Linked DNA regions of Mus musculus: region 1 is linked to region 2. The links are chromatin loops, found by intact Hi-C in ENCODE. Cell type or tissue: heart. All regions are shown on one strand. Links, peaks and the distances in the headings refer to the core of each region. The heading gives the core; the rest is flanking DNA.

Region 1 (4,398 bases), core at 294-4,293, 200 kb before region 2:
AAAATTGAAAAAGAATCTTAAATTTCACATGGAAACACAAATAAATTAGCCAAAACTCTCTCAAGTGCATATTCCTACCCGAAAGATGCCAACAAACTTTCAGAGGGTATATTCAACAGATGTGCTTTTACAAACTAGATAGCTACATGTAGAAGAATGAAATCTGATACTTGTGTCTCATCCAGCACAAAACTCAACCATGACTGTATCAAGGAACTCAACATAAGATCTGATGTGCTGACTCAGATAGATACAGTTGGGAATAGACTTCAATTCACTGGTACACGAAAGGACTTTCCCAACAGGATCCTAGCCTTGTAGACATTTAAGACCAAAAATTAATAAACAGACCTCATGAAACTAAAATGTTTCTGTACGCAAAAACCACTATCATTTGAGTGAAGAGGCAATCTACAAAGTGTGAATTATCTTTAACAGTTAAAACACCTGACAGGAGTATCTTGAATACACACACAGACAAAAAAAAAAAAACAAAACAAACAAACAAACAAAAAACCAAACAAACAAAAACAACAACAACAACAACAACAAAACCAAACTAAACATGAAGAGAACAGAAAACACACTGGGGAAGGAGTGATAGAAAAGACTAAGAGCCACAAGAAGTATATAAACACAAGGGAGCGATGTCTTCCAGACACAGGAGAGCAGCTGCATATATAAGCACTCACAGTGATTCTAACAGCACAAGCCCCATGTAGACCAAATGTCAAAATGGAGAGGTGACAGGTAAGTTCTAACCATAGTCAAGGAACTACCTGGGAGAGGAAAGTCAGTATTCTTTAAAAATGTCCCTATAGATAGCTCAGTATAGATGGCTCAGTCAGTAAAATACTTGTCACACAAGCATAAGGACTAGAGTTTTATTCTCAGAACCCACATAAAATGTCAGGTGTGGCCAGGCTGAGGCAGGCGGATCTAGAAATTCAGAGCCAGCCTGATACACAAAGCAAGACCCCACCCCCTAACTCCCCAACCAAGTAATTCCTGGTAAGTTGAACACACCCAGGAATATATGGGTAGCACAAATGGACTTGATGGGTTTAAGAAAAAAAGGAAGACACACAGGTAAACAGGAGGTATGGCAGGCAGTGAATACGATTAAGCCAGTGTGTGGAACTCCCAAAGAATTAATACACCCTCAACCCCATTTTGAGAAAGAAAGTTTATTTAGCCTTGGCTAACCTAGAATTGCCTATGTAGTCCAGGCTGGCCTTAAAATTCAGAGATACACAAGACTCTGTTTCCTGAATGCTGGAATTAGAGGCATGTATAACTATGCCCACCAAAATGAACATTTTAAAGAAACAAAGAGAAAAAAAATTCTCAATTTAATCAAAGTGTAAAAGTACAGTTAATGGCTTTAAAAAATATTTAAACTGACATTTTAAAATTTTTTATTTTTAAGCAAAATTAAAATAATTTTCTCCCTCTAAGCTGTGTTTACTTTTCTAGGTGTGTGCAAGTGTTTTACTTGTATTTATGTATGCATATCATATGTGTGTCTAGTGCCCTCACAGACCAGAAAAAGGAGCCAAACCCTCTGGACCTGGAGTAATGGAAGAAGAGCTCACGTGTACTTATGAAGGAGCCACCACAACAGGAATTCCAGGCCATTACCCAAATCTTTGTACCTTTGGCCTTTTTATAGTAAGCACCATATACAGCATATGGATTAAAATCCTATAAGCTCAGCATGACAGCAAATGTATATAATTCCAGTAACCCAGAGACTAGGGTAGCCAAATCTTGAATTCAAAGCTAGCTTGGATCACATAGCAGATAAGGAGTGAAAATTTTTACCTGGAAGTTTAAGCTTTCGACAGCAAGAATTACAGTGATGTTTGGCTCTGAAGTTTTTTATTGCATCTTCTCCTAGATTGGCAGGGCCAAAAACCATGTCACAGGATCTGCAGAATTGGTGAGTAAAGAAGGGAGTTTAAGTTTAAAGAAGTGGAAATGTGGAGTTGAAAACAGCAAATTATGCCACAACAAAACAGTTAAATCTCATTACCTTTTTTCTTCAGCTTTTATTACAGATGGGTCAGTCAAGTTTTCTCCCACTCCTTTAAATGCATACATAAAAAAGACAAATAACATGATATAAAGGTTTATGTTCACATAATAAAAGTGTGGAGATATTTTATAGCATAATTCTTAATCACAATGTTAATAAATCTCACTTATCTCTCAAGCCAATTTAGGAGCCCACTGACAGAAATGAGAGCAGCAACAGCTCTGGCCACAGAAGCAAAATTAAAACTGGAGTGAAGGTCTACCAATGTAGCACGTACCTCCATGCTACAAATTTATCCAATACCTCAGACTTAGTGATATAGAGGGCGATGTAAACAGCAGGGTAGTTAGTAGTCGTACAGTGCCTGCCTAAGGTGTGAAAATCACAGGTGAGGGGAGAATAGGTGGAAAGAATCTGGAACAAGCCCTTGTTCTGGCTTTCTACCACTAGGTGGGGTGGCTCACACCATTAATCCCAGCACTCCTGAAGGAGAGGAAGGAGGATGTGTGAGTTTGAGTTTGCCTGGTTTAAGTAGCCAGTTCCAGGTCAGCCAAGGCTACAAGGCTACAAGGCTACAAGGCTACAAGGATACACTGTGAGTCTGTCTCAAAACCCAAAGAACCAGGGTGGGGAAAGAGTCTGAGCTTTCTCTCTTGGAAAAAGCAGCTGCCATCTAAGTCCAACTACCTAAAATCATCCTACTATAGGAAACCCCATTTTAGTTACGAAGATAGTAGTGAACCAAGATCTAAGATATTTAATTCCAAATAAACTATCCAATGTCTTCAGCAATTCAAGCTCTCAGAAAGGACAATAGTGATGAGATATCTAGTCTATCTAAGTTCTGGATGTATGGGGCAGAAGAAATGGCTCAGAGTGTAAGAGCACTTACTGCTTTTCCCAGCACCCACACAGAGGCTCACAACTGCCTGGAACTCCAGGGGACAGTCTAAGAACTGCAGTTCCAGGGGATCTGCTGCCCTCTTCTGACATCCCCGAGTTTCTGGAAGCCATGAGTTAAGCAGTTGTTATAAGCTACTAATTTATTTTTGGATAGTTTAGTGAAAGATAACATAAAACAAAAAACAAAGACATTCATTACTGCTTTGGTAAAAAAATGATTTTTATACCTAGGAAATACTAAGAGTTAGACAACTAAGAGTATTGTAGTAGATTTCATATGAATATGTATCACCCTAACTATTAAGATAGCTAGGCTAGCCAGCCAGTGGTGACAAACACCTTTAATCCCAGCACTTGGGAGGCAGAAGCAGGCAGATTTCTGAGTTCGAGGTCTACAAAGTGAGTTCCAGGACAGCCAGGGCTACACAGAGAAGCCCTGTGTCGGAAAAAAAAAAAGGAAAAAAATTAGTTAGGCTAGGTGTGGTGGCACATCCCTTCAGTCACAGCACTTGGGAGACTCGGGCAGGAAAGTTACAAGTACCAGGCCAGTTTGGGATGCATAGTAAAACTATACCTCAATAAAAGTTAAGACAACCAATCTCATTATTCAAAACCCCAATGACTATACTCAATGACTGTAAATGACTCATTTTACACTGTCTACCAGCCTAAGATTTTAAACTAGCAGATATCTGTATATCATGTGTAATATGTGAATAGGTGAGAACTTCACTTCAGTAATTCAATTAGTATTAGATTTACCTTGTAAGTCAAGTACCAGTAACTCCCCTCTGGTATATTCATAGGTCCAGTGGCTAAAGGCTAGCATGATCTCTTCTAGAGTATTTGTAGGAATGATTTCATCACCATTATTGTTGTTGTATTTTCTAAATTCACCAGTCATGCACTCTTCTACAGCAAACCACTGCCCTGCTGAATGGCAGTACAACAGGAAAACTTCAAGGAACCTTACAAAAAAGTCAGATATCACCGGGGATTGTAAGTGAGATTCTAATTGATAAGTAGCAATGCATAGCAAATACACACCAGCAACAATGAGTGCCAATAAAGACTGCCATCTAAGTAATACGAAGTCCCCACCAAAGGCAAACATTTACCTTGGAGAATATGGTATGGATTTGGGTTTCATCTGATTAAAGGCAAATGTGAGCTTTTGTGCTGCTCTCTGTTGTTGTATTTCCTATAGAAAAGGGAAGGGCCTTATCAATATGTAAGATTTCATTTATTCACACTTCCAAAGTTAAAATAGGAAACTCAGATCACAGCTTACAGTCAAGTTCACTGACACTTACTCTGAGACAGAGATGTAGAACCGTATCTTCTTTATAAATGCTTGACCATGTGTTTATCACCTCAGGAAGAAATGACTTAATGATATAGAGATGCCCTGACTTCAGGATATCGTGCTCTGACCAGGTACACAGCACTTTGACTGC
Region 2 (4,398 bases), core at 213-4,212:
TCAAAGAAGTACGGATTGATGTTCTGGAAAGAAGCCATGGAGATCTGTCCTCAACCTAACTCAGCCACAACTGGTCCTTAGCCAAGTCAGTCAGCTTCACCAGCTGTAAAATATGACTGCCTGGCTTAGGCGCTGTAACTAATATTTGTGTTGTGTCGCGTCTTCAAAGTTCTTTTCTGTGTGTGATCTAACTTAATTATTCAGATCCTACAGGTCAGAAGGATAGTTACTGTTGAGCTCATTATAGAGATGGAGATAGAAAGGCTCGTGAATGTAAAATATGTAATTAGAGTTGTACAGACTGTAAATGGCAGAGGTAGGATTTAGACTTGGCTGTCTGGGCACAGTTCTGTGTAGGTAGTCACCATTGCTACCATCTAAAATGTCTGGCCTAATAAGGTTACATTTAGTCATTGCTCAGTTATGGCCAGACTTTTAAAGGTGCCTTTTAACAGTTTTCAACAGGTACAACATGTTCTTTAGCCTGTGGGACCAAATGCTTTTATGGTTCCATTTCGGGTGGAGCCAATTAACTATTCAGTTAATAGCCACACTTTATAGCTAAGGTAATTGAAAAGCCACATCACACTGGCTGATTTTTTTTTTTTTTTTTTTTTTTTTTGCCACTCCAGCTGCTTTCAAGAGCCCACATTGATTTCTGCCTAGATAGCTTCCAGAATTTCTGGGTCAATATAAAAATTCTTTCTCTCATTACTTGTTACTAATGTGTGAAGAGTCCTAACAGTAGCAACAAAACTTGTAAGTAAACCCTGGCGAGTGTAATAAATCGTGTAGGACTAGAAAAATGCCTCAGTGGGTAAAGTGCCCATCACCCAAGTGTGAGGACCAGATTTCAATCCCCAATGCCCATGTGAGCCAGACATGATGGTAGCGCGTGTCTGAAATCCCAGCACTCTTATGAGGAGATGGGAAGCAGAGACCAGAGAATCCTTGGAAGCTGCTGGGCCAGTCAGGTGTCGTATAAAGCAACTGTCGTATAAAGACAAAATCCAAAGAGGAAAAGATGCAATGTCTGGATTCTCTCACGATAGAGCACATGTGAGCATGGCAGACATATACACAGATAAAAGGCAAAAAAAAAAAAAAAAAAAAAAAGGTATGCTCATGCACTTCCCACTGGAAGTCAGTTCCAAACTTTGATAATTCCTCACAAGCTATTCTTTCTGCAGCTCTCAATTTCCATACGAAGTGAGTAATCTCTGTGTAATAGACCAGTAACATTACAGATTTGGAAATAGACCTAAGGAGACTTTACCAAAACTCATGGACAGGCAAAGGAAGGGAAGATGCAGAGTGGGGGTTATACTAAGGTAGCTGCGTTTCATCAGTAATGTTTTAAAGGTCATTTAAAAATTCTAATACAGCCAGGCATGGTGGCACACGCCTTTAATCCCAGCACTCGGGAGGCAGAGGCAGACGGATTTCTGAGTTCGAGGCCAGCCTGGTCTACAAAGTGAGCTCCAGGACAGCCAGAGATATAAAGAGAAACCCTGTCTCGAAAAACCAAAAAAAAAAAAAAAAAAAAAATCTAATACACTCTTACAAGAAATTTCCACAGACACACATACTACCAATGTACCAATACTAGAGAGTCAGCATAAGTTACCAAGAGGATTTGTAGCTGTGTGGATCTTGATCTGATCTAATCTAGGTATTTCCAAATGTTACGGAAGTATGCGTGAGAGCATAAGAAACTCTATCTGGGGCTAGTGGATGGCTCACTGGGCAAGAGCACTGACTGCTCTTCTGAAGGTCCTGAGTTCAAATTCCAGCAATCACATGGTGGCTCACAACTACCCGTAATGAGATTTGACACCCTCTTCTAGTGTGTCTGAAGACAGCAACAGTGTACTTATTTATAATAATAAGTAAAAAAATTTTTTAAAGAAATTCTATCTGGAGAAAGGTATTTCAAGTATTGACTTATCAAAAAATTGCTTTGTGCTTCTCCTGTGAATTTTAGTCTGAGAGAGAGAAGGCAATAGGAGAGAATAGGATCAACAAATCATAGCCAGGATTGGGGTGCCTGAAATCTAGTCCTAGCACCTAAGAGGAGGTAGAGGCAGGAGGATAAAGCCATGGATTTGAGGCCAGCCTGGTCTACACTGTGAGTTCTAGGAAAGCCAGTGAGAGTCTGATTCAAACAAAACAGGAACTAACAACAAACGCCAAAATAAAAAAGAAAGAAGCCACAAAATAGAGGATAGAAGATAATAGTCATTAACTTATCCAGAGACAGAGTCTTTGAAGGCAAGCCCCACATATTCTGTAGAAAAACAAGGCCTTCCTACTGTTTATTATTGAGTACCGCACTTACAAACGGTCTATTTTGGTTTACTTCCTCTTTGGAATGATCCTGGCCTTGGGATCCAGTTGGCTTTCTTTTCTTTCTCCTCTGAGTATAGACGGTCATCTAGTGACAGCAGAGAGAACTGCAGCTACCCTCCAGCTATTGAGGAAGCTTGTTGGATCTGCAATGAAAGGAGTTAGGTTGGCATTATTCACCACAACAGAGACCACCTTGTTTGTTTGTTTGTTGTTTTGTTTTTCGAGACAGGGTTTCTCTGTATAGACCTGGCTGTCCTGGAACTCACTTTGTAGACCATGCTGGCCTCAAACTCAGAAATCCGCCTGCCTCTGCCTCCCGAGTGCTGGGATTAAAGGTGTGCGCCAACACGCCCGGCATCAGAGACTACCTTAATACTGCCATCTGTAAGCCTGTCTCCTAAGCACTCCTCCTACCAAAGGCCACTTTATAACATTGTCTTCTTGTGTCCCTCTTCCCTGAGAGAGTATCTTAAGATCAACTTAACAACAGGCTTTGTAACACTGTATTCTTGTGGGTCATTGATACTACCTCAAAAGCTAGATTTGGAATACCTTCTTCTTGTACATAGCCTCCAACAGAGACACCTCTTTTTTCTTCATTATTTTAAATTCCTTTTATAACTTTTTGAGAGCTTTGCACATGAGCATTGAGTCTCTATCCACTCCTTGCCTTTCCTCATCCGTCAAACTGCTCCAGTGTCTATCCCTCCCAATGCATGGCCTTGTCTTTATTATTTTTACATATACATATATAAATACATATGTGTATGCATCCTCTGAGGGCATTCAGCATTGCTTATATGTACAATTATCTCGAGTTGACCACTTGGGATTGCACATCCTATGCAGGGCTGGCTCTCCTGGAGGAAAGTCATTCTCTCTTTCAGCAACTATTGGTCATTGTAGCTCTTCTAGGCGTGGGTCCATATGGAACATCCTGTGTCCACATTGGCATGTCAGCTGATGTTGTCTTTAGCCAGTCTTCACACAATCATTAGTGGGTGCATTTGCCCTGTCATGCTTAGGGGATACTATCTAGTAACAAGTGTCCTGGACCATGAGTCTTATAGTCTTTCTGCCCCTTCTATGATTTTCCTTGAGCCTTGGGCGTAGGGCTTGTTTTGAATACGTGTCAGTTGGGGTTGGACACCCCACAGATCTGTAATCTCTGCGTTTTGACCAGGGTGGGTCTCTGTAATAGTCTCCATCTGTTACATAAGAAAGCTTCTTTGATGGGGTGTGAGAGCAACTCTTATCTTCAAGGTTCAAGGAAGAGTTTAGGATAAAGTTAGAAATTACATCGGTTTAGGAAAAAGGCAGGATTAGGGTCTCCACTCGGGTCTATGAGCTCTCTGGCCACGGGTAACCAGTTGGCTAGGATTACAGTACCAAAAGTGGATTTCTGCCCATTGAGAAACCCTGGATGTCCTGGAACAATCCAATTAGACAGCCATGGTTACAAGATAAAAGCGACTATTGACCATGCGAGCTATCTTGCTTTGTTATGCCTATGGTCCTTGGGTTTCACAGCTGGATAGGCCTATAGATTGCTCCTCTCACTGGGCAGCTTGTTTAGCACCTGCATGTGTCGGAGCTAGTCCTCTGCAGGAGGCGCCCATCTCAGTTCCAGTTCAATTTCTCCAAGTCTGTGTCTGAAGTGTGTGGTGTCTTCAGCAATAAGGTCTTGCCTTCAAGTTCTGGAAGTCAACCGAGGGCAGTGGCAATGATCCATATTGGTTTTTGGTTTTTGTGGGAGGTTGGTGGGCGTGTTGTTGGAATTCTTGTATTCTTCTGACAGTAAATCAAGGGGAGTTTCCCATACCTGGTACTGAGCCTTTTGCGGGGAGCATCATCACCTCGGGTACAGTAACTCCATTTAAATAAATAAATGTGTTTGCTCACTCACATAACATGCCTTCAGAAAGCTGAATCAGACTTTAGTGAGCATTTATTTTTTTTTTTTTTAGATTTATTTATTTATTATATGTAAGTACACTGTAGCTGTCTTCAGACACACCAGAAGAGGGCGTCAGATCTCGTTACGGATGG

What was found. Hi-C counts contacts between places; a loop is a spot of excess contacts. Peaks named below come from ENCODE experiments on the same cell type or tissue, not always from the same donor. Only the 100,000 strongest peaks of a DNase experiment are listed, where the experiment ranks them.
Region 1: it touches region 2 in a loop (4-fold over the local background); 10 of 42 quality-filtered maps call a loop at or near these places.

The regions. Positions count from the first base shown.
Region 1 is chr2:126,793,408-126,797,805 of GRCm38, forward strand. It overlaps Trpm7 (transient receptor potential cation channel, subfamily M, member 7), which reads right to left. Exons shown (of 39, transcript NM_021450.2): 34 at 4,255-4,398; 35 at 4,060-4,142; 36 at 3,704-3,909; 37 at 2,036-2,087; 38 at 1,825-1,931. Among named protein-coding and RNA genes, the nearest start is that of Usp50, 12 kb to the left of the region's middle. In heart, for the core only: a CTCF peak has its summit at 2,475; no DNase peak of the experiment used is centred there.
Region 2 is chr2:126,994,554-126,998,951 of GRCm38, forward strand. No RefSeq gene overlaps it. Among named protein-coding and RNA genes, the nearest start is that of Ap4e1, 12 kb to the right of the region's middle. In heart, for the core only: a CTCF peak has its summit at 2,441; no DNase peak of the experiment used is centred there; H3K27ac peaks cover 371 bases.